Regions from separate parts of the Homo sapiens genome. Here all the other regions are linked to region 1. The links are chromatin loops, found by intact Hi-C in ENCODE. Cell type or tissue: endothelial cell of umbilical vein. All regions are shown on one strand. Each heading gives the region's core, and the rest is flanking DNA. Links, peaks and the distances in the headings are about the cores only.

Region 1 (10,774 bases), core at 2,143-7,142:
ACTGAACTCTAAGCCAGACAGTAAACACGAGCCTGAGTCAAGGTTAAAATACACTGAGGAGTAGTTTTATGAGAAAAACACCAAAAATATCTAGACTGAGTTAAGATGTAGCAAATACCTAGCTTTGAAGCAATCTTATAATACTAACATTGGCAGGAGAAACTTAAACAGATATAAAATGAAGCTCTAATCCAGGGACAACACTTTTCCTGTAAAAGGCTAGATAGCAAATATTTCATGCTCCAGGTTCGTATCTGCCTCTGTTACATCTACTGACCTCTGCTATGTAGGGTGAATGTGGCTATTGATGATATGCAAATGAGTGGGCACAGCCATGTTCCAATGAAACTTTATTTATGGACACGGAAATTTGAATTTTATAGTTTTTGCATATCACAAATCTTATTTTTTCCTCCAAACCACTAAAAATGTAAAAATCATTCTTAGCTTGTGGGCCATACAAAAACAGGTGGCAGGCTGGGTTTGTTCAGCAGGCCATAGTTTGCTGACCCCTGGTTTAGAAAGCAAGGCCTTCAGTTGCTCAGGTTATGTATTTACTTGTTTGTATTTATTTATTTTTAAACCTTTTTGTTTCCAGAGGTATTTAAGGAACTCAAATGCATATAATTGAGAAAGATAAAAATAAATTACAAAGAAGATAGAAAAAACAGTGCCAAGAAAGACCAAAAGAGCAGGAAGGGAACAGAGAGCCTGGGGTGAGGGACCATGCTGTGTATAAGCCAATGTGTTGCAAGAGTTAGACCTGGATTTGGCTCTGTGCTTTCCAGCAGCATTAAATTGTGAAGAGGGAAACTGAGCCCTTTACAAAGTTACAGGGTCCTTGAGTTAGAGACAAGCCAGTTGCTCCATAATGGCACACCTCTTCCTGATCTGTAAATCAGAGAGAAGTTCCTTTTGAGGTTCTTCTTTGTGTAAGGAATAATATCCTTGCAATATCCTTATAGCAAACACAGCAGCAAGGTTCCTAGAGGATCTTTCCTGTGGAGCCCCTAATATTACTATCATATCAAATAATAACTCAGTAAAGACAAATAGGTGCATAATGGAAAAAAGTGACATTGTTTAAATAGAAACCATATTGGCCACTTTGGGCTATGCTTTAAGAATTTTCCAATAACAAAAACACAGATTTCTTTTTTATTCTTTTTTTTAAGAATGACAGGGCTTCTCCAGGTTCATGGAATGAAGCAATTGTTTCTAGAAAAATAAGTGTTATTTGCCAATCAAGGATAAAATTTTCTAAAGCCTTGAGCTGACGGCAGGGAGAAGGCTATAAAAGAAGAAAGGGAAAAGTAGAGAAACTCTTGGAATTCTTAACTTGAGATGGGCCTTAAGGATAATCTGCTCCAATTTCTGGTCTTACAGCTGAAGAAAATTGAGGCTCAGAGATGTTGAGTGTCTAGCATGAGGTTGCACTTCTAGCTAGCAACAAAACTAGGACTAGAACCCCTGTCTCTTAGTTCTCATTCCAGTGCTTTCTTCAAGCTTTCCATATTTATTCCCAGCTCCCCAACCTCCATCCCACCACATGCCAAGACACACACACACACACACACGCACGCACACGCACACACAAACACACACCGCACCCTGGAGATACTGCAGATCCAGCCATATTCACCGTCCTGCTCTGTCTACTTTTCCAGGCTCCCCGTTATTGTGCTCTGTGACTTGCTTAGTCCTGCTGCTTTGCATGCTTACCCTCCACCTTCTGCCAGAATCATTGAGTCTCTACTCATCATTAGTTTTCCTACCTGGAATATTCTTACACATCCCACTTGCCTAGGTAACTCCAACCCACAGGGTCTCCTTTTGCCCCTACAGCATTGACCACCAGACTTTTCTCTATATAGGATATAGATTGTTAGTTATTTGTGTGTGTGTGTATCTTATTGTCAAAATTGTGCATCATGACCTTGAGGATGAGGACTAAAACTTATATTTTATACTTCTTCAATGCCTTTGCACTTAGAAAGTGCTGGTACATACTTGTTGCTTGATTGAGGTGCATCCATTCAGAAGTTGGGAAAGAGAGAAACCAAAGAGCAAGTAGGAACTTTCCTTTTCCCTGCTAATAGTGCTCTAGCCCCATCTTTTCTCCTGTATCTTAGATACAATATGCTACTTAATCTTGTTAAGCCTCAGCTTCCATATCTGTAAAATGGGCCTAATTTAACTTACTTCACAATGGCATTATAAGAAATCCATAAAGTCACATATGTGAAAGTGCTTGGCTCACTGCCTGCTAGCATGGGAACCTAAGTGCTCCCTTGCTTCAAGCTCCTTTTTAACCAATCCTAGTAATCTATCACTTAGGCATCTTTAGCATTTCCAAAAAGAAGTGTGTGTCTATTTATAAAGGATAGAGGGACAGAAAATAAACACCTAAAATAGAATATTGCACAATTCTGAACATATCACCCTCCTTTCATCACTTGCTTTTTCATTTTCTTTCTTTTTTTTTTTTGCTGTTGCTATTAGGATCTACTCAGAAAGTGTTTGTTTTTCTTTCTTTTTATCTCACACATGGGCTCCTAATCAGCTTGGCCTCAGGAAGTGTGGGAATAAATAACTCTTCAAACGATGTAATACGAAGGTATCTTTTATCAACTGCTGCATTTCCAGTGCCTGGCATTGTGCCTAGAACAAAAATATTTGAGCCAGAATGAAATGAAAAGGACTGAAACTTCCACCAGCTTGCAGTGTCTCTCCCATTAGCTTGCCCCAGTGTCCGAAGATCTCCCTAGACTGGAGACATCAGTTCTCAGAGACTTCTGTTAAAAGGGGAGTGTGCTTGCTGAGTGGTGGCCACGCTAATCTAAGCTACTAGATGGTAGACCAAGAAGGAAACCGGACATAGTCCAAGCCTGACCTAAAATAAGAGAAAACAGGAAGGAAGCTTCCAGGCTAGATCAACAGAAAAGCTCGAGTATCCGAGCATGGTACATTACTACGGACTATCATAGAAGCAGGAGGGATGGAATTGAAAAAAAGGGGAAGGAAAACTAGAGAGAAACCTCACTTAGCTACCAGCTTTTCTCAGAGATGTCAGGGCAGAGAATTTGAAGGCATAAATGAGAGTTTTCATTGATCATTAAACAAAGACTCCAGAGATAAGTAGGAACAATTTTTCACCTGAACCCCTCTCTGTGGGTTCTGTCACAGTGCAAACATGATGTTCTAGCAGAAGGATTTAAAGACAAGCTCTTCCCTCCCTCCTCTCATCCCCTGCTTCCTTATCTACAAAATGAAGCTGAAAAACCCTACTTCAAAGGGTAACGCCATCCTCTCAAAGAGGCATATAGTGGATACCCAGGAAAGACTATCCCTCTTGCCCTTTCTCCTTTTCATAGTATTACAGGGTTGACATATGTGGAAGTTGAAAATTACATTTGTTCCTAAATTGCACTTACTTTCATCCTCCCAGGACCCTCCAAACCCCACCAAAAACACCCTTTCATCATGTGTTCTTGTGACCTGCCCTTTTCATGAGACACTTGGCACACTCAGACCTGCTTGAAAAGTATTAATAGCTAGAGCTGTGACTGTGAAAATCAATAGCCTAGAAAAATGCTACTCATGCAGGGGGTTGTATTAAAAAATGTCCACATGATTTATTTTAGATGACCTAATTTGGTAAGTCTCTGGGCCTGTGCTTATTTGCTGTGAGCTCTCTAGCTGTTTTTCTCCTTGCATCAATATTTCTGGAGGAAAGTAGATGACACCAAGATGGCTCAGGCTCAGGACGTATGTGATTACTTGAAACCTGAATAGGCTGCTGGTGAAGGGCTGTGGAGGCGTAGTGAAAGGGGCTTATTCAAAACAAACAGAACGTGTTATTTCCTATTGAATGGAATAGAAATTCTAAAATAAGTATGTTTTCAAAGTGTCAGTTTAGATAGAAAATGCTTAGAATTTAAGCAAGAGTGAGAGACGAGTGCTGCTTGGGTTTGAAATATTGTTGAGAGGGGCAGATATTCAATCTGTTTTGAAATTTCCACTTGGGGTTTTCCAGGATAAAAGTTGCTTTGTTTATGCAGCATGACGAAAATACTGGAAATTCAGGGCTTGAGAACAATACTGGGTTACAGGGATCCGTGCTTTCTTATATACAAGTTGTTGACAGCGGTTTCGTCTGAAAAAAAGTGAGCATTTTGAAATCTGATTTTCATGACCGAGGAGTAACTGTAGGCCAAAGATGTTTTCACCCAAGAGAAAAACAATTCCTGAATTTCCCTGCAGTGCCTTTGAGTGCCACTGGGATGTGCTATTTCATAAAGAAAAGGAAGCTCTTCTGTTGCCTGAAACGCTGCTAGCAGAAAACTTTATTCAGACAGTCCTAGACTCGAACTTAAATTTGAATCTATGTATTTACCTTGATTATGACAATGGGAAATTTTATATAGTGAGAAAAAAATTAAAAAGGTAAGACCAGCATATTCCTAAGGTTCTGAGAAGCCTAGATTCCATGGCAAGCCTATGTTATTATAACCTAACCCAGTTAGATATTTTATAGAGCAAATTTTCTATGTCTGGGAGTTTTCTAGCGTAGGGGGTTCTGAGCTACACCACAGACCTCTGGGCATGGCTGGTGAAGAAAGGAAAAGTAGACATCTCATCCCCTACCATCTTTCAGAGAATATTCTGTTGGTGTCAGCCCCACCTCAGGTGCAGGCACCTTGTTACACAGTTAAGATGGAGCAGACTGGAACGTGTGTGCTATCTGGACTGCACGGGAGAAGGCCATATCAAAGCCTGTCAATGCTCTCAGAACCATGGTCTTGTGGGCCTGGCTCATCACCAAGTTAGGAGATGGCCCTCCTCTGTACCCACTGTTTGTTTTCACATATCACGTGTCACCTCTCCACACTTAGAGCGAGTGCCTCCCATCCAGTGATTCCTCTTCCTCTCCTTATCTAGTTACCAACTAATTCTCCCTAAGTTTTAAAATATAGATGCTTTTTAATAGAGTGTCTGCAAAATATATCATCCAAAGAAATGAATCCCTAATGATGGGAGTACAGGTTATTTTTAGACAAACTGTCTAGTACTTAAGGCCAGAACTATTTTAAAATTTTTATCTGAAAATAATTTCAAACATAAGGAAAAGTTGCTAAAATAATATAAAGAACACATCTGGGCTATTTATTCCTTAACATATTGTTAACATTTTGCCCCATTTGCTTTAACTTTTGTTCATGCTCTCACATGCTCACTCCTTACAACCCACCTCTCCATTTATTTTTCCAAGCTTTTTAAAACTAAGTTGCACACATCATGGCTTTTTAGTCCTCAGTATCTCTTAATAGTTATGATATTTTCTTATCCCCAATACAATTAACAACTTTGGTAAAATTTACATAAATATGATATTTTAATCTACCATTGTATTCTAATTTTGTCAGCTGACACAATAATGCTCTTTGTGGCATTTTTTTACTCCAGTTGTACAGGATCAGTATTGGATGGCAATATTTTGTTGTCATATCTTTTAGGTCTCCTTCAATCTGGAACAGTTCAGGAGAAATTAATTTTAGTATAGGAAGGAGGTCAAAGGAAAGACTATGACTAATTGCAAGTCCGCCTTGGGTTGGGAGGTGGCGCTGTGGTGCCACACAATTGTTATGCCTGCAGGAAGGTCTCCTGGATATTGTTACCGTGTCCCTGACAACGACTGTGTCTCCCACAGCTACCCAGCGAGGGTTACCACGTTTTCTTCTGGAACTTTAGGCCCAAAGCTGAGGGATCTCATAGGCCTGCTGACCTTATTAGCCTACATAAATCCGGTCCCCTGTGTCCCTGTGCTCAGCACATCCCCTGAGGGTGGGTGTTAGTGGTAGGTGTGTTAAAAGGGAGTCACCAGGCGTTAAGAGGGGTAAGGCCCTCTGAGCACTGATGGACCACAGACACGGTTACCTCAGGATTGTCTAGCCCCTAAGTCAGGTGCCCATAAATGAGCTGGGTTAGGAAACCATCCCAAGAGGCTGAAGTGGCAGCCGAAGGAGAGGCCTGATACCAGCTGGATTCAGAGTGACGGGAGTATGGATTCTGGCCTTAGCTTCTGGTGAACCCACTGTGGGAGGGGTGGGAGCTTTCAGAAAGATGCAGGTTCTCAATGGGCTAGATGGAACATTTTTAGACAATGGATTTTGACCCAATTGTCTTCTGTCATTTTCTCCTTCATGATATTCCTCTTAATTTGCTAAGGCAGATGAGATAGAAGCTCTGACAATTGTAGAGTGTGGGTGTAAAATGTGCAGCTCATTAAGTATCCAAGCTCTCCGTTTAGCATTTGAAGGGTTTGTAACAGGTCAGTGATTCACCCTGCTTTTGGAATTTTACGGCACTCTATAACTCAGTGCATAGTGACAATACATGCCTCTAGAAGCTAGTTACGGTTTCAAAACAGAGCTATGATTACTTCCAGAGATGACCATTGTATAAGATGGGCACCTTTATACGTAACTTCCCAAAAGGTTAACTCTCGTTGTAACTTCTTTGTAACATTCCATGCTAGCACTTTCTTCCTCTACCTCTATTTTTCCTTTTGGCGCACTTATTTGTTTATTTCTGTATTGTCTGTCTCTCTCACTGGAATGTGAATTCCAAAAGGGCAGGGATTTTATCTGTATAGTTAATTACTGCATTCCCAGAATCTGACATCTAGTGTAGAGCTCAATAAATATTTGCTGAATAAATAAATTATTAAGCAGGAGTCTAACAAATAAACCTTCAATGTTCACTGGAGGACAAGCCGCTGGATATCAGTCACAGGGCACCACTTCACCAGGATCCATAGTCTCCCCAGCGCTCACTTCCTAACTTTCTCTCTTTACCAAAAATCCAAGTATCCTTATTTGAGATAGTGATACTTGAGGATGACATTGTTCTCGTAGGAAATAGGTCCTTAAATCTTGGATTTTAAGATGCTTTGAGGTGACCATATCATGCTCATCATGGCATAGCCCACTGTATGTTTGTTTCTTCTGAGATATCCATTTTGTTTAACCTTAATTTGCTCATTTACTTCAATCATTCATTAAGTTTGTGATGATTAATTTTGTGTCAGTTTGACTGGGCCACAGGGTGCCCAGACATTTGGTCAAACACTATTCTGTGTGTGTCTGTGAAGGTGTTTTTGCATGAAATTAACATTGGAATTGGTGGACTGAGTAAAGCAGACTGCCCTCCCCACTGTGGTTGGGCGTCATCCAGTCATTTGAAGTTGAACAAAAACGCTGACCTCTCACAAGTAGGAGGGTATTCCTTCTGCCTGATTGTTGGATCTGAGACATCGGTCTATTTCTGCTTTCAGAGTTGAACTGAAACATCAGCTCTTCTTGAGTCAAGTCTTGAGCCTTCCGGCTTTTGGGTCCAAACTTACACCATTGACCCACCTGAATCTCAGGCCTTCAGATTTGGATCAGAATTACACTATTGGCTCTCTTGCATCTCCAACTTGCCAACTGCTATTCTTGGGAGTTCTCAGCCTCCACAGTTGCATGAGCTAGTTCCTTATAATCAATCAATTAATCAGTCAATCCCTATCTATCCATTTATCTATGAATTTATCCATCTCCTGTTAGTTGTGTTTATCTGGAAAACTCTAAGTAACATAGATTTCTCATTGTACTTTCCTCCAAAAAAGTTCTCCATGTGTTGCTGCCCAGGCCTATTCATAGTGGGGCCTTGAGTTACCTTGACCAGAATGAGACACTCGTTGCTTTCACTCAGTGTGAATTCCTGTTTCCACTTAGAGGTGGTGCTTTCTGAGGGAGGTTTAGCTGATTACAGTCTGACTAAGGTCACCAGAAGTAGTGCAGATAGTAGTGCAGATGTCTAACACACTCATATTACAGAGCCATGGGCCTCTCCTTCTCCACTCCTCTCACCACCAGCTAGCTCTTCTTTCCCTTTCTACCAGTTGTCCCTCAATCCCACTGGCAAGTCCTCTTTAAGTTTACTCTTTTCCTCATTTCGCCTTTCCATCTTATTACAGGAGGGGTCATCATCTCATTGTAGCAGCCAGTTGTCATCCTCCGAACTATGGGGGACAAGTGTGGAGAGCTAGCTTACCTGTTGGGATTCCTAGCTGACTCGTCCTCCTAGATAAATGCGCCAGAGGATTTTCTGTCTATTCAGTAATTGTGGATGAGTGTGGGTTCTGGTTAGACTTCTTGTTCTTGGTATAGATCAGACTTTCCCATCAACTATTTGACCTACAACTGAAACACTCTTTCACTGGTAATTAATAGTTGCAGGCTGGTCCTTGGTGGTATCATCAGATCCATGGGTTTTCTTACTTAAGTCTGCCCTACTCTACCACTTTGGCAAGACCCTGGCCCATTTGACTCAGCAAAGGTAGTCAGTGCTGCTGGGACTGGGCAATGGCAGTGGAGGGGTCATGCGTTTCTACTTCAGAGGGTTGGTTACCTGCAGGAGCCTGGGTGAGACTCATTACAGTGGACAGAATCCAGCTATCTTCTTTCTGCCCCTTCTTCACAGGTACCTCTCCAAGGGCCTTCCATTTCTGACCTAATGTTCACCACTTCTTGGGTTCTGGATCCTGTATGGGTTAAATATTTTCCCTAATATGTCTCATGACTGTCTCATTTAAATTGTTGGATAATCCAAAACATATTCTTATACAAGATGGAAAAACAGGTTCATGCAGCCAAATTTACTAATACAAATTATATGATACATTGGTGACACTCTTTACAAAGCTATTTTGTATGACCACTAGTCAAGCCTCGCTGTTTTTGGTACACTATCTATTTTTACTGAACCATCTACCTATCCCCCCTGCCCTGCCACCACCCCTCACACAGATTCATCCAACAGCTCTCCATTGAGTGCTCACCTTGAGTTATGCACAATTCCAGGCATTGGAGATACAGCAGTGAACACTTAGGCTAAGTTCTCTGCTTTTTAAAGGATTTAATTCTAGTGGGGACGTGCCAGTTAATGAACAAAAATAAATAAATAAAATTTATAATACTTTAGAAGCATAAATTCTCTGGAGAAACACAAAGCACAGAAGGAGGATGAGTATTTGTGACAGGGAGCAGTTGCCATTTTAAATAACATAGCCAAGGAAGGCCTCACTGAGAAGACAGCATTTGAATAAGTACCTGAAGGAGGTAGAAATGACAATCATTGAAGTTTCCGGGGTAAAGAGTATTATAGACAGAAGGAACAGTATATGCAAAAGCCCAGTGTGAAAGTCTGTAGAAAGAAACAAAAACAGCCAGTGTGTCAAGGGCAGAGTGAATGAATGGTAGAATAGTAAGAAATGATGTCAAGAAGGTAAAGGGGAGAATTGAAAGTTCAGGAGGTCCTCAAGAATGCTCTCAGGTTCAGTGATTCACTAGAAGGACTCACAGAACTCAGCAAAGTCATTATGCTCATGGTCGTGGTTTATTACAGCAAAAAGATACAGATTAAAATTAGCATCAGGAAGAGGTACCTAGGGTTGGGTCCAGGAGAACCAGGAATGGAGCTTCCAATTGTCCTTTCCCACTGGAGTTGTGTGGATAGTGCTTATTTCTCTCAGGAACTGGGAAGCTTACCTGAACCTTGGTGTCCAGAGTTTTTATTTGGGTTTGGCCATGTAGACACGGCTGACTACCTGTGTGTTTGACCTTAGTCTCTGGCCCCTCTGGAGTTCAGGCTGATACAATGTGGCCCAAGACTCCCACCATAAATTAAATACTTAGCCTAGACTATCTCGTAGGGCCTTAGGCCCCCAGATAAACAAAGACATTTTTATTGGGTAGGGCATTCCAAGGGCTTAGAGGTTAACTCCCAGGAGTTGGGGGCAAGGAGCTAGATTTTTCTTTGGGCAAGATTAATTCTTTACTGCACAATAGGCACATTGTACAAAAATGTGTAGGCCATTTTAAAGGTGGTGGCTTCTAGTCTGAGTGAGATGGAAGCTTTTGTGAATACTGATCAAGGGTGTGACATGATTTGAATTATTTTTTAAAAGGATTGTCTGAATGCTATGTTGGAAAATAGGCTGAAAAGTAGAAGTAGGGTTACTGGTTAAGAAGTTACCATAATTGCCCAGGAAGGAGGTAACAGCAGCTTAAACCAGAATGGAAATGGTGAGAAGTAGTTGGATTCTGGAACTGTTATAAAAGTAGCATCAGGAGGATTTGAAAAATAAATGGATATGATATGCAATAAAGGGAATACTTAAAGATGACTTTAAGCTTCTCAGCTCAGGCAATTGGGACCAACAAGTTGCCCTTAAATTAGATGAGAAAGATTTCAGGGGAGTGGATCTGGAGGGAAGAAGAGTAGGAACTTACTTTTTAGACAGGTTGGGTCTAAATGCCTATTAGAGAACAGTGTCAAGTTGATAAAAGTTTGAAGTTCATGGGAGTGGTATGGACTGGAGATTCATGCTCAAAATATAAATATAAATATATAAATCTTGGAGTCATCAGTATATTGCGAGAACATAAAGCCATGAGATAAGCAAGTAAGTGTAGAGAGAGATTATAACAAAAGCCCCAGGACTACAGCCTAGGCTCTCCAATGTGAGGAGGTAGGAGAGATGAAGAGGAACCAGCAATGGAAACTGAGAATGAGTGTGCAGAAAGGCAGGAGAGAGACAAGATAGTGGGGTGTCAGGATCAAACAAAAGAGAGAAAGATCAAGTATGTTCAATACTACTGCTAGGTCAAGTAAGGTGAGGACTGAGAGAGACCATTGGATGTAGGAACATGGAGGCCACTATTTATAA
Region 2 (10,774 bases), core at 5,775-10,774, 380 kb after region 1:
ACAGGAAAGAACACTCTCTTTCTACAGAGGAAATCTTTACAAGATTTAGACTCTTACTAGATATTAGATATACATGAAATGCCTTCTTTACAGGATCTGAGTTTAAATTAAAACATGCTTTTTTTCCCCTTTTCCTCCTGTCCTCTCAGATGTCTTTCTCACCTGTCACTTCTTTCTTTGTAAATAAATAATTTTGTTTATAGCCACAAAACTCTCAGAATCAAAAGGGAAATTATTTCCAGGCACGTTATCTTTGATCTGCTAGGAGAGTGTGGGAGAGGGATCCTCCGGCAGAAAGCAAACTACTTGAACCCAACTGTGTGCCTGCTCCCCAAGTCACACAGGTATACTGGAGCCAGCATTCATACTTTGTTCTTAGTGAACAGGCACTCTGGACATACTTGCTAGTGACACTTGGTTAGAGGTGCTAATTATCCAGAATCAGCTGCAGTTGCTACCATGGAAGTAACCAGCTCTGCCCAGTGGGTTCTCCTGTGCCCTACAGGCCCATTAGGGGAATCAGCTGTTGGTGACCTCGAGTAGTCAGGTAGTTTATGGGCAATAATTTACCTAGAACCTGCTTTGTCCTCAGAACTACCTTTAAGGCCAAAAATAGTTCTCAGTGCAAAGCAGCAAATAATGCAGTCAAAAAAAAAAAAAAGAGAGAGAAAGATTGGATTGGTACTTTTATACAGCACTATTTTGTATTTTGCCCATGTGGAAATTCAGTGATTACCATAAAAGGCCTGGACACGGTAACAGCTTAAGAGTATCAGTTGACAATATGGCTGTCCAAATGGGGGCAGAAGATGTGCTTGGGGACATCCATCAATCATCCATGCCTATGTTTATTCAACAAACATTTAATAAGTTCCTACTTTGTGCAAGACACTGGGCTGGTGGCTGAGCATCCAACTGCAAATAAGGCATACCTCACAGCCTGGTGGGCAAGTCAAGAAAATAAACAGATAATTTTAATACAGGTCATCATATTAAGAAGGGAACAGGGGATAAGGGAATTAGAGTAGGAGCTTGGAATTCAGGGAAGTACTTTAGGAGCAGGCAATACCTTTGGGGAATCTCAAATGACAGGCAAATATTAGTGAGGCAAAAAGAAAGGGGAAGGCAAAAGGACATTCCAGGCAAAAGGAACAGCTTGAGCAATGTGCCCCAGAATGAAGGGAGAGGAAGAGGAGAAAAGCAGCAAGATGCTTGGAGATGGAGAGGATTTAAAGACAGGTGAGTGCTCCTGAAGCACAAAGTTCAAGGTAGGGAGCCATGAAGCTGCAGAGGTAGGCTAGAAAATAAGGTTTGCCAAGGTAAGAATTAAGAACCTCATCTTACAGGACAATGAGTTATGTCAGGCACTAGCTAGGGAAGTGATATGATCAGATTTGTGTTTAGAGAGACTGCTGCTGGCTGGATGAGAGCTGTATGGGGGAAATATAAGGGGACAATTCAAGCAAGAGGTAGGAAAACCAGTTATCCAGGAGAGAGATGGTGAGGGCCTGAGTGAGGGCAGCAGTGACTGAGGAGGAGAAGACAGCTGAACCGGAGAAGACAGCTGAACCAAAGCAGTCATTGTCAAACTGAGCCCTGTATCCACACAATGGAATACTCTTTAGCAACAAAAAGAAATGGTATACGGGTACATAGTGCAACACGGAAAAACCTAGAAAACATATGCTAAGTGAAAACCAGACACAAACGACCACCTATTGTATGATTCCATTTAGATGAAATGTCCAGAAAAGACAAATCTGGAGACAAAAAGTAGATCAGTGGCTGCCTGGTACTTGAGGTAGGGATCTTATTAGGGTGATGGAAATGTTATAAAACTGCATTAAAAATGGTGAAGGTTGCACCTTAAAAATGATGGTTGGTAAATTTATAAAAATTATTTAATGTACACCTAAAATGGGTAAAATTTTTGATGTATAAATTTTACCTCAATAAAGTTGGTTAAAAAAAAAAAAAGAGCATGGTCCCAGATAGCAGCATCAGCATAAGCATTACCTAGGAGTGTGTTAAAAATGCACAGACTGCACCCCAGACCTGAATCAGAAACTCAGCGGGTGAGCCATAACAATGGGTGTTTCACAGGCCCTCTGGATGATTCTGATGCATACCAAAGTTTGAAAACCACTTGATTAGAGGAATATTTAGGAGGAATAATCAACTGGACTTAGCAGTTAAAAGGGAAAAGGGGGTCAGAACAGGACAGTTCTTAAAGAGTACTCCCAGGTTTCCAGATTGGGGAGCCACATTGCTGGTGATGCCCCCAAATGTGATTGGGAATGCAAGAAGGCCAGGCATTATAGCAAGAAGTTTGCGGTGCTGGTGGGGCATCTAGCAGGAAGGCCCAGCAGACACTGCATCTATGAGTCCAGCAACACTGAGTTCCAGGCAGCTAAGGACTCAGAAGTCCACTGTAATCACCAGCAGGCTCCTGGGGACCTTAGCTTCTGGACACAGCAAGAAGGTGACTGGGATGTGAAGAAGATCAGTAAGGGAATCTGGACTGACCTTTTAGAAGTTTAAGAGGGGAAGAAGGTTGGGGCAGTATCTAAGCAGGTAAAAAGGGTCAGAGGAAGCCTATTCTAGAATGGGAGAAATTTTAGCATGTTTTGTTGACAGAAAGACACAGTAAGAAATTTTGAAATGGGGTGATGGGGGCGGTGGGATCATGTATGAATCAAGTCCAAGAAAAGGCAAAAAGGAGATATCTCCAAGGCAGAGTTTGGTCTTGGACAGAAACCGCACACATCCTCTTCTGAAACTGGAGGATATGGATGTGGATGCTTATGCAGCAGGAGAGTGGGGAATTAAGGAATATTCCAATGGAGGGACTTGATTTTCTATAGACATTAGGACAAGGTCATCTACTAAGAGTGAGGGGGCAGGGGTTGATGGGATGGTTTAAGAGTACAGGTTTAAGGTCATTTTCGGGAAAAGAAAGATGACCAAGGGCAAGAGTGAGGCTGGCCAGGCTGGCTAAAGCCAGCTGGGAGGGAAGACGTGAACGCATAGGGGCACCAGACCATGAACTGTGAGATTCTCTCTAGCACGCTCAGCTACCCTGAAGTAGAAGCCAAAAACGCAGATGCAGCACTGATGGGGATTTGCTAAGGAAGCAGAAGAAGTGAGGGGTGTGAGGGTTCATAAGAGAGTAATTTAGATCATCAACACAGGATGAATCTTGGGTTAGGAAGAAAGGGAGGTCCAGAGAGGGCTGCCAGGTAGGTGGGAACCAAGGAACCAGAAACCTAGAGTCTACAAGAGTTCCAAGCAACAGATGTGGAAAATGAGACCATGAATACAGTGGAAAGACAGGAGGTTGTGGGCCAAGGTAGAAACAGGAATCCAGCCATCTGCTGGTGAGCAGTGTTAGGTGTTTCCAGGAACAATGTGTTTCTAGGGTGGGTAGCTTGAATGCCCTGGTTGAGGTGACAGGGCCTTATGTGGAAAGCAAAAAGGCCTTAAGCCCCGAGCCAACCCAAATGCATTGAGTGTTAATTAAGAGACATATAGTAGGCTAGCAATTGGAAAACCAGCGGAGAAGCAAGAAAGACAGCAGTGCATCTGTGTTTTCTGCTTCTACTTGAGGGCAGCTGAGCGTGCTGGAGAGAATCTTACAATCCATTGTCCAGCGCCTCTATGCATTTGCATTTCCCCTCCCAGCTGGGCTTTGACAGATTCTGTCAAATCTTCTACACAACAGGGGGTGCTGCTCAGGTTTTTAATCCTAGGAAGCACTGTACATCCTCCACAAAAAGAAGTTAATAAATTTTGGCTGCAACAAACAGCTGTAGCAGGTGTTTATAAGCTAATCAACGATTGGAAGTGCTTTGATAAACTGACCCAGTGTCCTCTCCTCCCAGCGTGGTGCCTGAGAAATGAAGGTGTGAGTTCTGTGCTCCTGGGATCATCCACTCCTGAACAACTCATTGAAAACCTTGGTGCCATTCAGGCAAGTACTGCAGCCCCTTCCAACATCAGGGAATTTAATGGTGCCTTTGAGGCTATCTCCAGGCAGTGTCCCATCTCTCCCCCTCTCTGTCCTGGGTGGGGCAAGAGTAGGGGGAACAAAGGCAACAGAACACTTTCCCAGTACATGGATCCAGGGTTGTCCTCTGCCTATGAACAGGCAGTATTCCCAAAGCTCATTTCTTGGGATGGTTTGTTTCTGTGGAAGAGTGCATTGCAGTGTTATACGTGGCAACTGACTTCCCAGGCCTCGCCATAAAAGCCGGCCTGATAACTTGCTTGGAAATTTAAGTCATAGGACAATATACATACATCATTTACTTGTTTGTTCTTTCCACAAATATTGCCCACCTGCTGTGTGCTGAGCCCCTTCTTGCTGTTCCCTGAACATCTTGTATTCCCCCTCCCATGATCTTTTATGATAATGTAGTATAACTGCCTGTCTCTCCTGTTGGACTGCAAGCCCTCTGAGGTCAGACCTGTGTCTTTGCTTTTCCACGGTTTTCCAGTTCCTAGGGTACTTACTACATGTCCCTTAGTTAACACTCAAGATCTATTGAATAAATATTTGCCATGTTTTAAGAGAAATGGGCTCAAAATTCTATTTTGGACTTCCAGGATCACATCTCCCTAGAAGCAAATTTAGGAGGCCCATCCCCATTCCCTATCCCATGAGATGGCCACTGGTCCAGGGCACTAGATGGGGCCTGCAGCCATATTCTGGGGAGCCTGTAGTGGCAGTGGGTGGGTTGAAAGGATGTTCCTGGGAGCTCTAACTAGAGGGGTGGAGTTTAGTATCTATTGTGACCACCTCCTTTCCCCAAAGGCCACAACTAGTCCTGAGCCTATCCTACTCTCAACCCTGCTAAAAGCCCTAGGAACGATCCTGCCCACAATTCCTGCCATAGCCACTACCTGGTAAGGTTATCTATTTTTCTCTTGCTCATGGAGGAAAAGAACTGTCTCACAGCTTCTTCCCTATCTACCTGTCCCTGCAACAAGCACACAGCCCTGTTACCATTCCCAAAAGGAAACAGGTGGAGGTAGCAACAAACATGATTTAAAATCTTTTTTAAAAATAGCCCAGAATACACTGTGGAATAAATGGTATAGATCCCTGCCCATTCCCCCAACCTTTCTTAGGACTGTGCAGCCGTGTAATCACCTCTGCCTCTCTGCTTCTAACAACTCCCATATCCAGCCCCATAACTCCTACTGGATTCTGTGAGGTTCCCTGTAGCTACGTGAGGAATTCTCCCTCTTATGTTCATTTATGCTCTGGGAAAAGATAAGGGTACACAGTGATGAGGGGACAGAACAGTTTGTACAAAAAAGAACTGAAATTCAATCCAATGATTTCAGTTTCACTAATATTTATGGAGCACTTATTCTATGCCTGGCATCGTGCTAGGCAGTGGGAGGACTGAGATGAGTAAGAACAGGACCTGGCCTTCAAAGAGCTCATGTGCTGGCTGAGAAACAGTGAATTAAAATATCTATCCCTTAATTCATTCAACAGATCTTTGAGAGCCTATTGTATACCAGGTACTGGAGATAACACAGGAAAGAAGAAAAACACTGTCTAACCTTCAAGGGATGTTTTACGTGCCAGTAGGAGAGACAGATAAATAGCAAAATGATTTCAGGTTATGAAAAGGGCTATTAAGTAAATAAATGTTTATTTTACTGAGACTGAGAAATGGGTGAGCCTACATTAAATGTTTTTGCAAAAAGCCCCTCTGGAATATGTTTATTCCGAGGGCTTCATGTGCCTTCATTTTTTACATTCTTTGACAACCATTCACAAGTCTTCACACAGCATGTGAAGAGTCCAGGAAAGTGCATTCCAGGGACAGGGAAGAGCAGTGGAAAGGCCCTGAGATGGGAAAGACCTTGACTTTTCCCAGGAACTGCCAGCTAAGGCCAATGTGGTCAACACGTAGTTGAGCACAGGGACAGCAGATGCACTGACGTGGAGAGACAGGCAGGGCCAGGTCTCGCAGGACACCATGGGGTTAGAGTTCATGCTACATGTAACAAGTCCTTGTGGAGGGTTTTAAGAGGAGGGACATGCTCCTATTTGAATGTCTGAAGGTCACTCTGGCTGCCATGCATAAAGTAGAATGAAGGGCAAGGGCAGTCATCCAGGCAGGAGGCGATGGTGGCTTGAATGAGGGTAGTGGCCATGGAGGGGGAGAGAAATGGATGGATTCTGCAGGTTTGGGAAAGAGAGACACCATGGCTTGGCAGAAGAGGGAGGAATTGAGGATTTTTATCATGCTAATACAGGGAGATCACTGCCATTCCTGGGGGCAGTCATAGTGCCTAGGGATGGCATATGAGGCAAGTCTAGGGCTGAGTTTTAAAAGCTGTGGAAATAGGCAAGGCAGCTGACAGGGAAGGGGACACATTTCAGAGGAAAACTCTTGAGTAATTTTTCTTCCCAAAACATTTCCTCCCTAGCAAGGCTTTGGCTGGCAGCAGGATGAGGCTTTGCCTATCCTAAAGGGGACATTATCCATGCAGCAAGACTGCTACCATTGCGGGCTTACCAATCCTCCCCTGTTCTACTTCACCTCCCCCATACCCAGCACTAAAGTCCACCCAAGACGAGTTGTGATTGGGCCCCACAACATGGTGAAAAGCAGACTGGGTGACTAGGGGTGCCCAGCAGTGGTGGCACTGGCTGCAAAAGGATGGAAAATACGGAGCACCAGCAGTTGTAAGAAAATATTTCTAGTAGGCTGGGAAGGCAGCTGCTTCAAGGGATGCCACGTGCCTAAGATGTGCAGGAACGAAGGGGCGTATATAAATCAGAGCCTGACAGATGGGAGAGACAGGAGGAGAAACCACAGCTGCAGGCAGCCCACCTTCACCTGCACAGGTTCCATCCTCCCCACTCCCACCTAAAAGGTGGGAGAACCGCCTCTCCCCCTCCTCCCCACATGCCTTAAAACCCTTCTGAGGCTTCCCATCACCCATCAGAGAAGGCCAGGCTCCACAGCAGTCGGGCCTCATCACTCCCCACCACACCTTCCTGGAATCTGAATCTTGAGCCGCTCTCAACCACTCAGAGCTTCGGCGATAACAGTGGCCCTCTGCCTACAAACTGACCACTATCCCAGCCTAGCAAAATCCTACTCCATCCCCAAGTTCCAGATCAATAGGAACCCAATCCTGGGAGGACTTTACTAATGCCCAGCCAGCCCCAGCAACATTAGCCAGACCTCCCCCAACCCACCACCTATCCCAGGCAGTGTAACATCAAGTTTGCAAAACTAGTAGCCTGTGGGGTGTTTGTAAAATCTGTAGTAGTTTACAATGTTTCAAAGTGGGGCTTCTCTTGAAAATTCTGGTCTTGTGATACTATGTCTTGTTTTATTCGAGTACTTTTATGGTTTCATTTTTTTAATGTTTAAATCTCTTTCCTATAGAGATTTGCTTTGGTGTAATGAATGAAGGATTCTTCTCCTCACGTGGCTAACCCGCTGTATTTTAGACAAAAAAAAAAATCCAACAAATCCAGTTTCTAGGTTTTTGGTCTCATTGTTACAATCTCATTTTAAATAACACATTAGCTGTTTGGACACTGAAATTCCAGAGCTAGTGGGAAACCAAATTCTTCCTTCAGCTTCAGACAGTAAAACATTAACCAGAATGAAGTTTCCCAGGCTGGCAGCTCTATTTTGCCAAACCCTAAGGCTTCTGAGGATAGCACTTGACTGGAGACAAGGTCACCTTGGCCAGCAGGATTGCAACAAAGGAAGAATGAGGTTGAAACCTCAGAATTGGTCGTCAGAATTGTATTTCACCACAGTCTCCACACAGGGTCAGACTTTTCCAGTGAGAAAGTCTGCCTTTGTCCCTTGTCTTATGGTGTAATGTGTACCCTTGGCCCACTTCTCACAGTAAATGCTAGCCTTGGATGAGCTCATCCTTTCCCGGGGCTTCAGTCAGCATGTCGGTGCAAATGACTCACAAACCCTCAACTCCAGTCCTCCGGCAGCTACTAAGCTCCACAGCTGCACTTGCAGCTGCTCAGTCACTCCTAGGTGGATATTCCACAGGCACTTTACACTCAACACATCCTATTCTCTCCCAACTTCTTATTCCCCAAACTACTTCTCCTTTGGTTTCTAATCTCAATAATCAATACCAATATACTTCTAGTTACTCAGTCTTGAAACCACCATCTTCCCCCAAAATGTCTCTCAGGTCCACTTTTCTGCTCCACTGCCCTAGTTAAGGCCCTATTGCCTGGCTTGGATTGTAATACATATCTAATATCTGTGTCCCCTTTCCACCTCCTCCAGCTCATCCTTCAAACTACCTCCAGGTGTCTGATAGGGTTACTCCTAGATCAGAAGTCCTGACAGGTTCCCCACTGCCTAAAGTGGGGACTCCATAAAATGGCATTCAAGGCTTTCCACACTCTTATCCCATTCTTACCATCCGTATCCTGTTCTTAGCATCCCCACACCTACACCAATCACTGTATACTATCACTCCAGTTCACTTTTCCATGCTATTCCATCTACCTGGGATGCCTGTTAAACCCCAGCCATCCTTCACCAGGGATAAGACCACCAGTCAGAATAAATCTCTCCTTAGTCTCTAGACCTGTGCTGTGTACTACTATGGTTCTAGCCACATGTGGCTATTGTATGCGGGAAAGATGGTGAGTCCAAACAGAGATGTGCTTTAAGTGTAACATGTTCACAAGATGTGACTTAGTACCAAAAACAACTGTCAAGTATCTTTTCTATATTGATTACATGTTGAAATAATGTTTTGGATATAATGAAGTAAAAACATGTATTAATTTCACTGTTCTTTTTAAGGTATCTAATAGAAAATTTTAAATTACAAATGTGGCTTGCATTATATTTCTGTTGGATAGAGCTGCTCTGTATTTCTATGAGCCTTCACTTATGCCTTTATGCCTTCATTTATGCAGTCAATCAACAAGGCCCCTGACCTCAAGGAGCTTACAATGTGATGGTGTTGGGGGCGGGGGGCTTAGATTTCAGCTGTGGTTTATGAAGATATATGATTCTAGATTACTTTGCTAAATATAGAGCACAAAAAACCGAATGATCAACACTGCTAACAATATCCTTTGTACTTCTCCTCCTGCTCTCAGGTTCTCCCAAAGATGACATCACATGTGGTAAATGAGATTGATAACATACTGCGCAACAAGCCCTACAGCAAGAAGGACTATAGATCATAAGGCAATGCATGAACCACAGAAGCTGCATGGTTAAAATAGCGGCCTGTGCCCAGTACAGAAAGGTGTTACTAACCAGTCTTTTGAATCACTTAGCAGCTTGCTGCTCAACCTCTAGTGTCCCTCCCTGGATTCTTTGAGGTGTCTGCTGTCGCTACCACTGTGCACATCTGAAAACTCACAACCAAGAAAATCCATTCTATTTTCTTATCTTGGACTGGAGTCACCTATTCTTGCATTGCTGTATACACCTCATGCTTATGCAATGGGAAGAATATGGGGGCCAGGGGGTGTGGTACTACCTTCAGGCATTTGGTAACTCAAAGAAGGCTGTACAGATATATTTTTTCAAAAGAACAAAATCCACAGATGCAATGTGAGTTGCGTAAGAAACAGAGTAGATAGACTAAATTCAGTGAAGGAAAGGAATTGAGAGATTTTTCTTAGTAAATAGATTATTGTTAAGTAAATAGTTATTAAAAATATATCTCACTGCAAAAAAAAAAAAGCAGTATCTTCACTCAAAAGTCTTGCTTGGAAGAATAAGCAGAAATAATTTTATATATTTTTTTTCTATTTTCACATTCATACTAACAAGTTTTGTTCCATTTGTTATTCAATAAAACAAAAATTTCTAGGTATTTGCTTTATTACCTTTCAAATATTTACTGTTGCTTGGCCCCAAGAATGGCCTTGTACAACTTATCCAGAATGTCTATTAGGATTCTAATGTTATGTCCACTTACAAGTAGAGACAGTAAAAGGATGAATACCCAATCTTTAGTGACAATGCAGCTGATTTATGAAAGAGAGGGCTACACTGCTATGGAAACTTAGCTTCAAAGAAAATGCAATGTATCTGCAATTAGGTGTTCATTTTTTACTACATTTTATTAAAACCTGCTTTATACTTTCAACTGCTTGTAGGCACAACTTCTGCAAGTTTAAATATTTGAGCTTTACAAATAAACATACACATGCTCAGTTTTTTAAGTAAACCTGTAAAATACCCAGGAAGGCAAATGTTCATTGTTTAATTAGCACTGGGATTTTATAATATAATGTTTGGTATTTTTGAGGCATTGTTAACATGAAAGTCAACCACTGGCTTTGTGAAAAATGCTATGTCACTATTCAGAATATGCTGGGTAAATTGACTTGCCTAGTGAAAAGCAAAATGTTAAAGAAAGAACTTCTGGTTCTATAATCATATTATATGCACTAAACTATATGCATGAAAGTTCTTTGCATGGATTAATGGGGCTTACCCTTGTTGCACTCGAAATCTGAGGTGTATCTAGCCCTGCCACTATTGGCTACTTACCCTCATTAATATCCCACTTGAGAAAAATTGTGAGACTATACTGTGTCAATATCTGTAAAAAGAGAGAAAACATGTTTTGTTTTTTTTTGAAGGGGGTGGTGTGGGAGTGGCCCTTTAACTCTATTTGGCTATCTGAGGATGTACAAAATTCTCATTTAATTTTCTGGTCAGCAAGTTCCCCACACAGAAATCACTCTGAGGTTTACAGAAGAACTGTAATATTATTTTAAAAT
Region 3 (10,774 bases), core at 2,977-7,976, 280 kb after region 1:
TCCAGATATTTAGTCACATTTTATTTTGGGTGCACCTACGAGGGTGTTTTGGAATGAGATTAACATTTGAACTTACAGACTGAGTAAAGCCGATTGCCCTCCCTAATGTGGGTAGCACTTTCCCAATCAGTTGAAGGCCTGAATAAAACAAAAATACTTGCCCTCCTGTGAATAAGAGGGAATTCCTGCCTGACCATTTCAAACTGGGACATTGATCTTTTCTTGCCTTCAGACTCAAACTGAAACATCAGCCTTCTTGGATCTTGAAGGCTGCCAGCTTTCGGAGTAGAACTATACCATTAACTCCTTTGAGTCTCTAACTTGCCAACTGCAGATCTTGGGATTTCTTGGCCTCCATAATCACATGAGCCAATTCCTTATAATTCCTCTATACACACACACACACACACACACACACACACACACACACACACACACCCTATTGGTTCTGTTTCTCTGGAGAACCCTGAGGAGAGATTTTGTTGATTTTTTTTTCAAAACATCATGCAAGTGTATGTGGCCAACCAGAGTTAAGTATTTGTAAGTGATATAGGTAGGAAGATATGGAAAACCTAAGTAAGGAGTAATGTGGTCACTTGCTCATTTTTCAGCTGAGCACATATTAAACCTAATGTAAAATACCGTCATCCAAATGGAGCTTTCCTGGGCTGTTCGCAGGTCAAGAGGACAATTTATGCAGCCCTGTCAGATAGGGTTTGATCTGGACCTAAGCAGTGAAGGAGAGAAAGAACACCCCCATACCTTTGGGTCCCTGTTTCACACATCCTCAAGACTTTAATTCCTAGGGAATGCAAACTGATTCCAAGGAAATGTTCTGTGTCCTTTTAGGCAGCTGCTTCATGCTTCGTCCTTGAAGAAATAAAGTCATAAAGTAAAATACTTCTTAACACCTTGGAGGACTTATATGAGTCTCTCAAAAGGTGTTTCTTCTCAACTCTGGCTGCACATTGAAGTTACCTGTTTAATTTAAAATTCAGATAATCTCATCTCAACCTAGACCTTTTCAATGAGGAGCTCCACATGCATGTGTTTTTCAAATGCTGCCCTGACGGTTCTGAAGGAAGTATCAGGGTTGGAATACATTGTCTTATCTGGATGGATTAAGATAGAAAAATGTGTGAACTGATATCTAGTGTACCCAGTGCCAGCAGCCATGATTCTTATCTACATGGCAGCAGCCGCCCGCAGATCTAGGCCTGGGAGCTGGCCTGAGGCATTTCCAACTGGACTGGAAAGCCTCCAAAGAGGAGAATCTGCCCTGCTTAGGGCTGGCCTCAGGGCAGGTGGGGTGAGCTGGCTTCCCTGCCATTCGACTCCTGCCATCTGGGTGCCAGTCTTGCCTTATGCCCCTCCCTAACCAAGAGAACTTTCTAGAGCAAAAGCAGTGAATCTTAAGAATAAACTGTGTGGGCTTCTTTTTAATGCATTCATATGTGCAGAATGTAGTCCTGGCTCATCTCCGTCTGCCTTAGTGATGCTCTCACTGCACTAAATATTTTGACACTAGGAGAACACGACATTAAATATTTAACATGGATGGTATTATTTTTATGACACCCTTCATGATTCCCATTCTTGTTGTTTAGGCCGATATAAACTAGCTAGCTCACCTATTATAACAACATAAGAGCAGCAATAATAAATATTATGAAGTGCCTCCTGGGACACTTGAGAGGTAGTTTTAAAATGCAAGCTTTCCCTGAAAGAGTTTACCAATTTTTCTGCATAACACAAACAGAGTGAACTATCGTAACTCCGAAATACCCATAGAGTTTAAATGGTGTATGAATATTAAACATACAAGAGTGTTTTAGGCATGTCACTCTTTCTGGAAAGTCTAACTTGAATAAATGTCATGATGCATACATATTAAAAATGAGCAGACCTTTGTATTTTTCCAAAATTGTCTAAAAATATTTCTTCCTAGTTTCCTACTTTTATGGATAAAATCCTTCTTAAGAATTGCTGACAAAAAGAAAGAAAGAAAGAATTGCTGACAAGTGGTTGCCTTCTGAATCAGCAGGGACTGCTGGCCACATGGCTTTGCCTCTGCTCCCAGGAGTCTATTAGGAGTGATGATATAGCTTAGGTAGGAGTGTGGCAACCTAATATTTCACACGCTGTCAGAGTTGAGGCTTAGGGGAGAACTCGAGGAGAGAAAATAGAAGGGTCTGTACACAGAGGGGTTTATTCAACAATCTGGGCATGCAAACAACCCATGTGCATGCATGCACGCACACACCTCATCTCTCTCCATGCAGCCACAAAGGGATAAGTAGCCCTCATTTGCCAACCTATGATTCAAAAATGAAACAAGTGGCTTCAAAACCATTAGTAATGGGGGACAAAAGGTCCTCTCTAGGCCCAGATCTGGGCAATTTGCTGAAATTCATCATTTATAAAGACGATCTCACTAAACATCATTACAGCCATGAGATGGAGAATTAGTCCTTGCAGCCACCAGCTCCATTGTGAGAAAACAGGGTCAGGGAGAGGCGATATGTCTTGTTCAAGGCCAGTGTTAGAGACAGCAGACTCACCCATTTTCTATCCCTCCCTGCTCCACTAGCAGCCTCGTCCCTTATGGCCCATCTACTTCCAGCCTCCAAGCACACACAGCCACTGCTGTCACCCACATCTCTTCATGTCCCAAACTTCCGCTTCCTCCTTGAAATGAGAATGGCTGCACCAAATGTGTAGGGCCCCTTGCGTCTCTCACATTCAGGCAGTAGTCAGGTGATGTCATGATTAGGTTCGGCATGACTCTGGGTTGGCAGCTTGGTGAAAATGTCTTTACTTTGGACTAGAAAATGTCAGAACCTGAATGACTCCTGACATCCATCTCCAGAGTTAGGGTAGACAATGACTTATGAACGCTCCACAGACAGAATGGGGACCGGAATCCATGTCTCTTGGCCCACGATCAGGTGTGCTTTCCCCATGAGAAATTTCAAAGTAAGGATGCAATTGAGTGCAGGCATTTTGGTTTTTGTGTGGATACCATCAATGAAGCTCCTAGTGCCTGCCTTTCCCTCCTTTGCACACTGCCCTAAAGGCTTCACGAGGTCCCCATAGTTCCTGTACTCTAAGCAGCAGCCTGACTAAGGCACATCTTGTGTATATACAAGTCTATTCATGTTGTTTACCTCGGGTTTGCCTGTGCATTCTACATTTATATAAAGATTATTTTTCTAAACTCTGTGCAGCATAAAAACCCAAATGAAATTTTTGTAATTTCAATCAATAATGCAATTAAGCTTATCTAACAGTAAGGCAAAAAATAGAGAATCATTTGAATCCTGTCTGCCAGTGGAGTGGGGCTGTGCTGTGTCTGTGCCTGCCTCTGGTATGCCCAGGTGAGGAGAGCACAGGGCTGCAGGCAGTCATCTCTGAAAGTGCAGTGTACGTGGCTGAATGACCCTCCAGGGGCCAATGCACCGAGGATGACTGTGCAGACATTCATAGGAATGCCTTAAGGGCCTCAGCTGAATGAAGAAGAAATAAAGTCTCAGTTCTTTTCAGGCGTATTGAGTATGAATGAATCAGAAACCTTCCACAGTAAGCCAACAGAAAACCCAGCTCAAAGCAAGCCAAGACGTCAGCTCTAGCAAAAACACAAATTTCTAGGCCCACATGAAAGAATTTCTAGGCTCACCTGGACAGTGGACCCATATGGGTTTATCTGGGGATCAAACTGTGAATTCTGTGAGCTGCAGGTTTGTTCTATTCTCAAGCTGTCCTGAAATAGGCAAGAGGACTGCAGAAGCTTCATGCCTCACATCCCATTGGCTCTGGTTGGTTTATGTATCCATCCCTGAGCCAATCATCAAAGACTTCAGTCTCTCAAGACCCACCCTGACACTGGGGAAGGGTACTTTAAATCCATCCAAACTGCATTCTGGGAGTAGGGAAGTGATTCATTCTCAAAAGAAAATTAAAGAACTCTTAGCTAAAGAGGGGAAATAGTGGCTGAGGTAATAAGCAGATGACCACCATGAATAGTTAAGAAGAAAACATATTCCTGGATCTGGGATGCCTTCCCCTACTTATTTGGCTTATCTGAGCCCTTTCTATGTCATTGGTAGCCATAGTTGAAAACTGAAATTCTCCCAGCTTTTTCTATGGCATGAGGTATGCTCAGAGTTTTGTGAGTCAATTCAATTTGCCTAATTGACGAAATTTTCCATTGCAGGGTAAATATACAGCTTTGCCTTCTTGATATACTCTCTCGTTTCTATGTTTTTAATAATCTCAAAGGATTAGTGAGACCTAAGGCTCATTTACAAATAAAAGCTTCATCCTAACACCTGGATGATGAAAATATGCAAAGAAGGACCTCCATGAGAGAGAAGCAGAAAATACCATCAATACTCATTTCATATCTGACAACTAATTACAATTAGAGGAAAAAGAGGCTACCAACACATAATTATAGGAAATGGGTGATGAGGTAATGAGCAATGGCTAAATTGGAGCTGACGGTCTAACCATGAGGATTTCTTTAGCTGAAAAGAAGGAAGCAGGACCTGATTTGGTTCTGTGCCTGGAATTAGCTTCATTTTTCTTCATAGTCTCTTACTTTGCCTCCCTTCCCATATCTCCACCTTATGCTTGACAATAGCCTTTCCTTTGGCCCTTGCTGAGCTGTTTCTTTTGGCAGCAATGTCTGTAACTGCTCTCTGAAGAATAGAGGACACAGGACTGGTCCTGAGACATGTTGCTACAGGTGACCTTCTGTCTGACTTCGTTACCTAACCCCACCATTCTCAGGGCAAAAGAGAGGAGCACAGCAGTCCCCCTCCTTTTCAGTGCCTTCCAGGGAGGACTGGTTGGCTGTCCTGGCCCTGCTGATGGATTTGCTGCCTCGGATGTTGCCTGCGTCTCAGTTTGTGAACTCTTAGACACTGCGACTGACTCGGTCATCCCTGTAAAGCACGGCCAGGCACTTTTTCTGTCATTTTTTCATGTGTTCATGGATTTCACAAAGATGCAGTAGACGCTGTGCTGGGGAAACAGGGAGAAACGACACACAGATGCCTGCCCTCACAGAGCCTATCTAGGGAGTGGAGGAGACGTGGTTCTCAGGATGAATCAGATCCTTGGGCTATATGCCCCTAAAGGACACCCTGCATTTTTTACTTGCGTTTGATGGTGATTAATTTTTTAGCCTGACTTATTTCCTGCTGGATTATCAGTTCAGAACACATGACTAGAACAGAGAAAAAGGTTCTCAATATACACTCATTTATGGAATGACGAGTGAAAGAATTCAGGACCACACAGTCAGTACTCTGAAGGAAATATAAAGCGTCATGGAAACATGTACAAGGGCTGCCTAAGCTAGGGTTAAGGGAGGTCATGTAAGGCTTCCTGGAGGAAGAGTAGTAAAGGATAGATTGGGAAGGAGCCAGGTCAAGGAGAACACAAGGAAAAGAACAATTAAACAAGAATGTGATAGAAGTAGAGAGGCAGAGAGATAGAGGTACAAGACATAGAAATGGCCCAGGGGAGGAAGTGACCACCTCTTTTGGGGGAGTAGGGGAAAGTGCTGCTGGAAGCCACCTGATGTTGAAGGATGAATAGCAATCTGTCAGCTTGACAAGGGAAAGAAAGCCACAGGCATATCTTGTTAAGTTTTCTATTTACTCCTCACTTGGGTTTTGGCTTGATTGTTGCTTTCCTGAACATTCAAGTCTGGGCTAGAGGCTTCCTACAAGTTCCCATCACGATCCCTCTTATCAATATGTTGCCCCGTGGTTGTATTTATTTTCATATTTGCCTGTCTTACCACTGGATTGAGAGTTCTAGGAAAAAGAGACCATTACTATCATTTGCCATTTTGACACTACCATCTGGCATGGCTCTGGGGGAACATTGGGGGTTTAATAAATATTTTCTAAGTGAATTAATACATACATTTCAGGAAGAGGAGCAGCTTGGAAGCCTCAATTAGCATGGCCTGGAGAGGGAGCCATGTGGGAGAGAAAAATGATAACAGATGACTCAGAAAGATTATGAAAAGCACTGAAGCCATGTCACAAAGCTTGGTGTTTATCTGTTGTGTGATTGGGAGTCATGAAAACATTTAACTCCAGGAGTCACTTGGCCAGATACATTTTAGTCAGCTCACCATGGTCACAGTGCAGATGGCAAGGTGGTGAGGGTTGAGAATAGAGGTGGGGAGACAAGCTCAACGACTTGAGTATTCTCACTTTTACGGAAGATTAAATGTAGCAATACATCAATTGCCCACTCACTGTAAGCCAAGCTCATCATACTGTCAGCATATACAGACAGCCCATACGGAAGGTATATCAGGGCAGTAAGGTAAATGAGGCTTGACCAAATTGGCAAAAGCAGGTAGAGAAAATACAAAAGGAAATATATTTAAAAGCATAAAATAACATATCAGAAAAAGATCTCTAATATAGGTGTCATCATAGTAAACTACAAAGTTTCTGAGATTGGGTGAGGAAAAAAAAATGCTAGTTCCTAGATATTTTCTGTAAGGAAAAGGTCAAAGATAAATAGAAAATAAATAAATGGGCAAACAGACAAATCAAAGAAGAAAAGGAAATCAAATTTGAAATGTAAAATTAATATGAAATAAACAAACTAGAATTCAAGGCAAAGAAAAGACAGTAATGAGAGGTGATAACTAGTGGGGTGGAGTCCCTGAGAAAGAAGAAGGAGTTGGGATCCATAAGATAAGTGGAAAAATAAGCATTGAATAGAAAGGACACCCTTCCACAGTGGCAGGAAGAAAGGAAGAGAAGATGGTACTGTTTTAATTTATGTTCTCTTTGAAGCAGGCTCTGAAACAAGGATTTGAAGGCAGGTAGTTTGATGATTTTTTGAGATGTGAGATTGGAAAGGGAAGGTGATAAAGGACATATAATCAAGTCAGTGCTAGTGTGGGTAACTGAAGCTGGAATTCCCCTGGGACTCGAGCCAGTGTGGAATGCACACCTACCTGAGAGTGAGGGAGATGGGGTGTTTCCATACCATAGAGAGTCATCAAACATCTAGAAGCCCCAGGGAAAACGGGCAGGGCACCAATTGTGTCTGCCATGGGTCAGATAGTAGATATGGCAAGAAGTAGAGAGGGTTATAGTTTGTCTTGCTTTATTTTCTTTTTGAAGCAGGAGGCACTATTACCTGCTGAGGTTAAAGGAAGAGGACGTAGGACCTGAGGTTGAGAAAAGTGGGGCAGGTTTGAAATGCACACATTGGAGAAAACTGACTAGAAAACAGAGGACTGTTGAGGGTCTATGAGGGACTAGAGACAAAGAATTTACACTGTGTCAGTCTCTATAGTTTGTTAATTTCCCCAGCACAGCTCAGCACCTCGGTTATAGGTGATGAGCAGCCAGATAGTCAGATTTATAAGGATGTGGGTTTTTGTCAGGCAGGTGCAATGAAAGGACAGTGAATCAATGGACTTGAGAATAAAGCAAGAGAACCTTCTAAATGGTGAACCACATCATCTAGCCACCCTGACCCTCCTGGATAAGGAAGGAATTGAAGACAGACATTAGACAGAAGAGAAGGGAAAGAGTTTGAAGTCAGAGTATGTGGGGAGAATGTACAAAATCTGCAAGAGTGAGATTCTAGCTCGTGGAGATTAATGACCAGATCTTACATATATAGATATATTTGGAATTAAATAAGGCATACCTTCACCCAGGTTCTGTTGTGTGCATGTTCAGTTCTATTTTTCATGGCAGCATTGCTATCTTGTTGTATTTTTACCCCATCAACATTTTCTTCTGCTCCATCTAAAAGTCTATGTCTATCTTTTTATTTTATTTTAGTTCCAGGGTACATGTGCAGGATGTGCAAGTTTGTTACATAGGTACATGCCTGTCCTGGTGGTTTGCTGAACCTGTCAACTCATCATCTAAGTATTAAGCCCCGCATGCATTAGCTATTTTTCCTGATGCTCTCCCTACCCCTGCCCACCCCCAACAGGCCCCAGTGTGTGTTGTTACCCTCCCTGTATTCATGTATTCTCATTGTTCAACACCTACTTATGAGTGAGAACATGTGGTGTTTGGTTTTCTGTTCCTGCATTAGTTTGCCAAGGATGATGGCTTCCAGCTCCACCCATGCACCAGCAAAGGACATCTCATTCCTTTTTATGGCTGCATAGTATTCCATGGTATATATATACCAGATTTTCTTTATCCAGTCTATCGTTGATGGGCATTTGGGTTGACTCTGTGTCTTTGCTATTGTGAATAGTGCTGCAATGAACATATATGTGCATGTATGTTTATAAAAGAATAATTTATATTCCTTTGGGTGTATACCCAGTAATGGGATTGCTGGGTCAAATGGTATTTCTGGATCTAGGTCTTTGAGGAATCACCACACTGTCTTCCTCAATGGTTGAACTAATTTGCATTCCCACCAACAGTGTAAAAGTGTTCTGATTTTTCTGCAGCCTCACCAGCATCTGTTGTTTCTTGACTTTTTAATAATGGTCATTCTAACTGGCATGAAATGGTATCTCATTGTGCTTTGATTTGCTTTTCTCTAATGATCAGTGATGTTGAGCTTTTTGTCATATGTTTGTAGGCTGCATAAATGTCTTCTTTTGAGAAGTGTCTGTTCATGTCCTTTGCCCACTTTTTAATGGGGTTGTTTATTGTTTCTTCTTGTAAATTTGTTTAAATTGCTTGTAGACTCTGGATATTAGACCTTTGTCAAATGGATAGATTGCAAAAATTTTCTCCTGTTCTGTAGGTTGTCTGTTCACTCTGATGATAGTTTCTTTTGCTGTGCAGCTCTCTAGTTTATTTCCATTTGTCAATTTTTGTTTTTGTTGGAATTGCTTTTGATGTTTTTGTCAGGAAGTCTTTGCCTGTGCCATGTCGTGAATGGTATTGCCTAGATTTTCTTCTAGGGTTTTTATAGTTTTGGGTTTTACATCAATGTCTGTCTTGCATATTTTTTTTAAAATTGAAGTTTATACTTGAAAGTTTGTGATATCCACAGTGTCCTAAATGCATGCAATTTATATAAGCAGTGTAAATTTAAGAAGGATTGGTCTTTTATTCAGGGGGATTAGTGGCTGCTGTGTTGCTCTTCCAATTGACCCATTGGAACCACATGAAAACAGTGGATTTTCAGTTACCTCTGCTAAGAGAAGGGAACTGTGAAATCGAAAATCTAATTGTATTTTTGTTTGTCTTTGGAATGCACTTTCTATTTCTATTTGAATCTGGGTGTCACAGGCATAACATGTCAGTGGAAAATCAAGAGTCATCTACAGTTAATAAAATATGTAGGAACAATATAAAGATTTAGTACCCCATCTCAGGGTAGCATTCGGTTAAGCTTTTAGATTGCCATAATAAATTAATCATTCTGCATGGCACCAGTGGGAGAAATTCCACTCTGACCCCATCAAAGTGATGCGTCCCACTTGCACCTTACTCTAGCAGGACTGGTGGCCCTTGTAATCTTGTCCCAGAAAACGAGACTGCTGATATTATTTTTTTTTATTTCACATTTAAAAAAATTCTGCTAAGCTTCTTTTGCTACAGTCATTTGCTGCCACTGGGATTTTTGCAGAAGGTTAGTAGTACTAATAAAATGAAGGGCAAAGCACCAAAGAGAATCTTGAAGGAATAGTCTGTAATTCTTTATTTGGTCAGGGCGAAAGACCCTGCAAGGTATTACAATCTCCATTTTGGGGTCAAGGCCACCTTCAACCTTCCAAATTTTTCTTCATCCTCTAGGACCAGTATTTATTGTCTCTCTTCCTGTCACTCCAAGGCTTCTCACTGTACTGGGACCTCATAGAGTTCATTCCTACAACATCCCAACCCACTGCTTAGACAAGTTGTCATCTCGGCTGCCATTACAGTCACAGGGGGAGCTTTTAAAACATACCTGTGCCTGGGCCTTTCCTCAGACCAATCAAACCAGAATCTATTGCTTTGGAGCAATACATCAGCTTCCTAGGTGGTCCTCTTAATTGGGCCACAGTTGAAGATCACTGGCCTGGATAAGGAGCTCCAAATTCTGGCTTCCTGTGCAGCTGAAAGGTGGCCTGGCTCCCCACCTAAGTTACTTGCTCATCCAATGACTGAGTCCACTGGAGGCTTTGAGTACCTGGGAACATTTTTCTTCCCAGGCAGCTGCAGCAAGCACAGCCAGAGAGCAGGGCAGATGCCACTTTTGATGACCAATGCAAGAAGCAAGGGGCAGGTGAGGTATTTGTTTTTCACTTAGATTTCATCCCAAGTTAAAATTCAGAATTTTGAATAATGTTTGAATGTTTTAGTCTATTCATCATTCTTCATGTGTCACTTCAGAATAATCCATAATAAGTAATACATTTTTCTAAGCTTTGTTAAGACAGGTATGTGGTTAGAATTGATACATTCCAATGTCGACTGTGGCTTTCACTGTGAGTTCTGAAAAAGTCATTTATGTTCTTGTGGAACTTCTGCTACTTCATATATTATCTCTTTGGAGATAATAAGGAAAGTAGCATTTAGTGAGCACCTGTTGTATGCTTGTACTAGTACTATTTGTCTAGTACTATTGTCTAGTACTATTCTAGACACTGACATATACTATTGAAATCATTGACAGTGTAGGCTGACCGGGCGTGGTGGCTCACACCTGTAATCCCAGCACTTTGGGAGGACGAGGTGGGCCGATCACGATGTCAGGAATTCAAGACCAGCCTGACCAACAAGGTGAAACCCCGTCTCTACTAGAAGTGCAAAAATTAGCT

The links. Hi-C counts contacts between places; a loop is a spot of excess contacts. Peaks named below come from ENCODE experiments on the same cell type or tissue, not always from the same donor. Only the 100,000 strongest peaks of a DNase experiment are listed, where the experiment ranks them.
Region 2: it touches region 1 in a loop (5-fold over the local background); 28 of 110 quality-filtered maps call a loop at or near these places.
Region 3: a loop joins it to region 1, with 2.5 times the contacts of the local background. A loop is called at or near these places in 17 of 110 quality-filtered maps.

Annotation. Positions count from the first base shown.
Region 1 is chr3:156,146,384-156,157,157 of GRCh38, forward strand. All of the region lies in intron 1 of KCNAB1 (potassium voltage-gated channel subfamily A regulatory beta subunit 1), which reads left to right. Among named protein-coding and RNA genes, the nearest start is that of KCNAB1, 31 kb to the left of the region's middle. In endothelial cell of umbilical vein, for the core only: CTCF peaks have their summits at 4,272 and 5,616; DNase peaks (open chromatin) are centred at 2,708, 4,258 and 5,638.
Region 2 is chr3:156,527,528-156,538,301 of GRCh38, forward strand. It overlaps KCNAB1 (potassium voltage-gated channel subfamily A regulatory beta subunit 1), which reads left to right. Exons shown (of 14, transcript NM_172160.3): 13 at 3,882-3,970; 14 at 9,131-10,774. The coding sequence ends at 9,220. Among named protein-coding and RNA genes, the nearest start is that of SSR3, 22 kb to the right of the region's middle. RefSeq lists an enhancer at 6,211-6,710. In endothelial cell of umbilical vein, for the core only: no CTCF peak of the experiment used is centred there; a DNase peak (open chromatin) is centred at 7,904; H3K27ac peaks cover 1,121 bases.
Region 3 is chr3:156,428,097-156,438,870 of GRCh38, forward strand. The region is part of intron 2 of KCNAB1 (potassium voltage-gated channel subfamily A regulatory beta subunit 1); the gene reads left to right. Among named protein-coding and RNA genes, the nearest start is that of KCNAB1-AS1, 13 kb to the right of the region's middle. In endothelial cell of umbilical vein, for the core only: no CTCF peak of the experiment used is centred there; DNase peaks (open chromatin) are centred at 4,685 and 5,245; H3K27ac peaks cover 1,414 bases.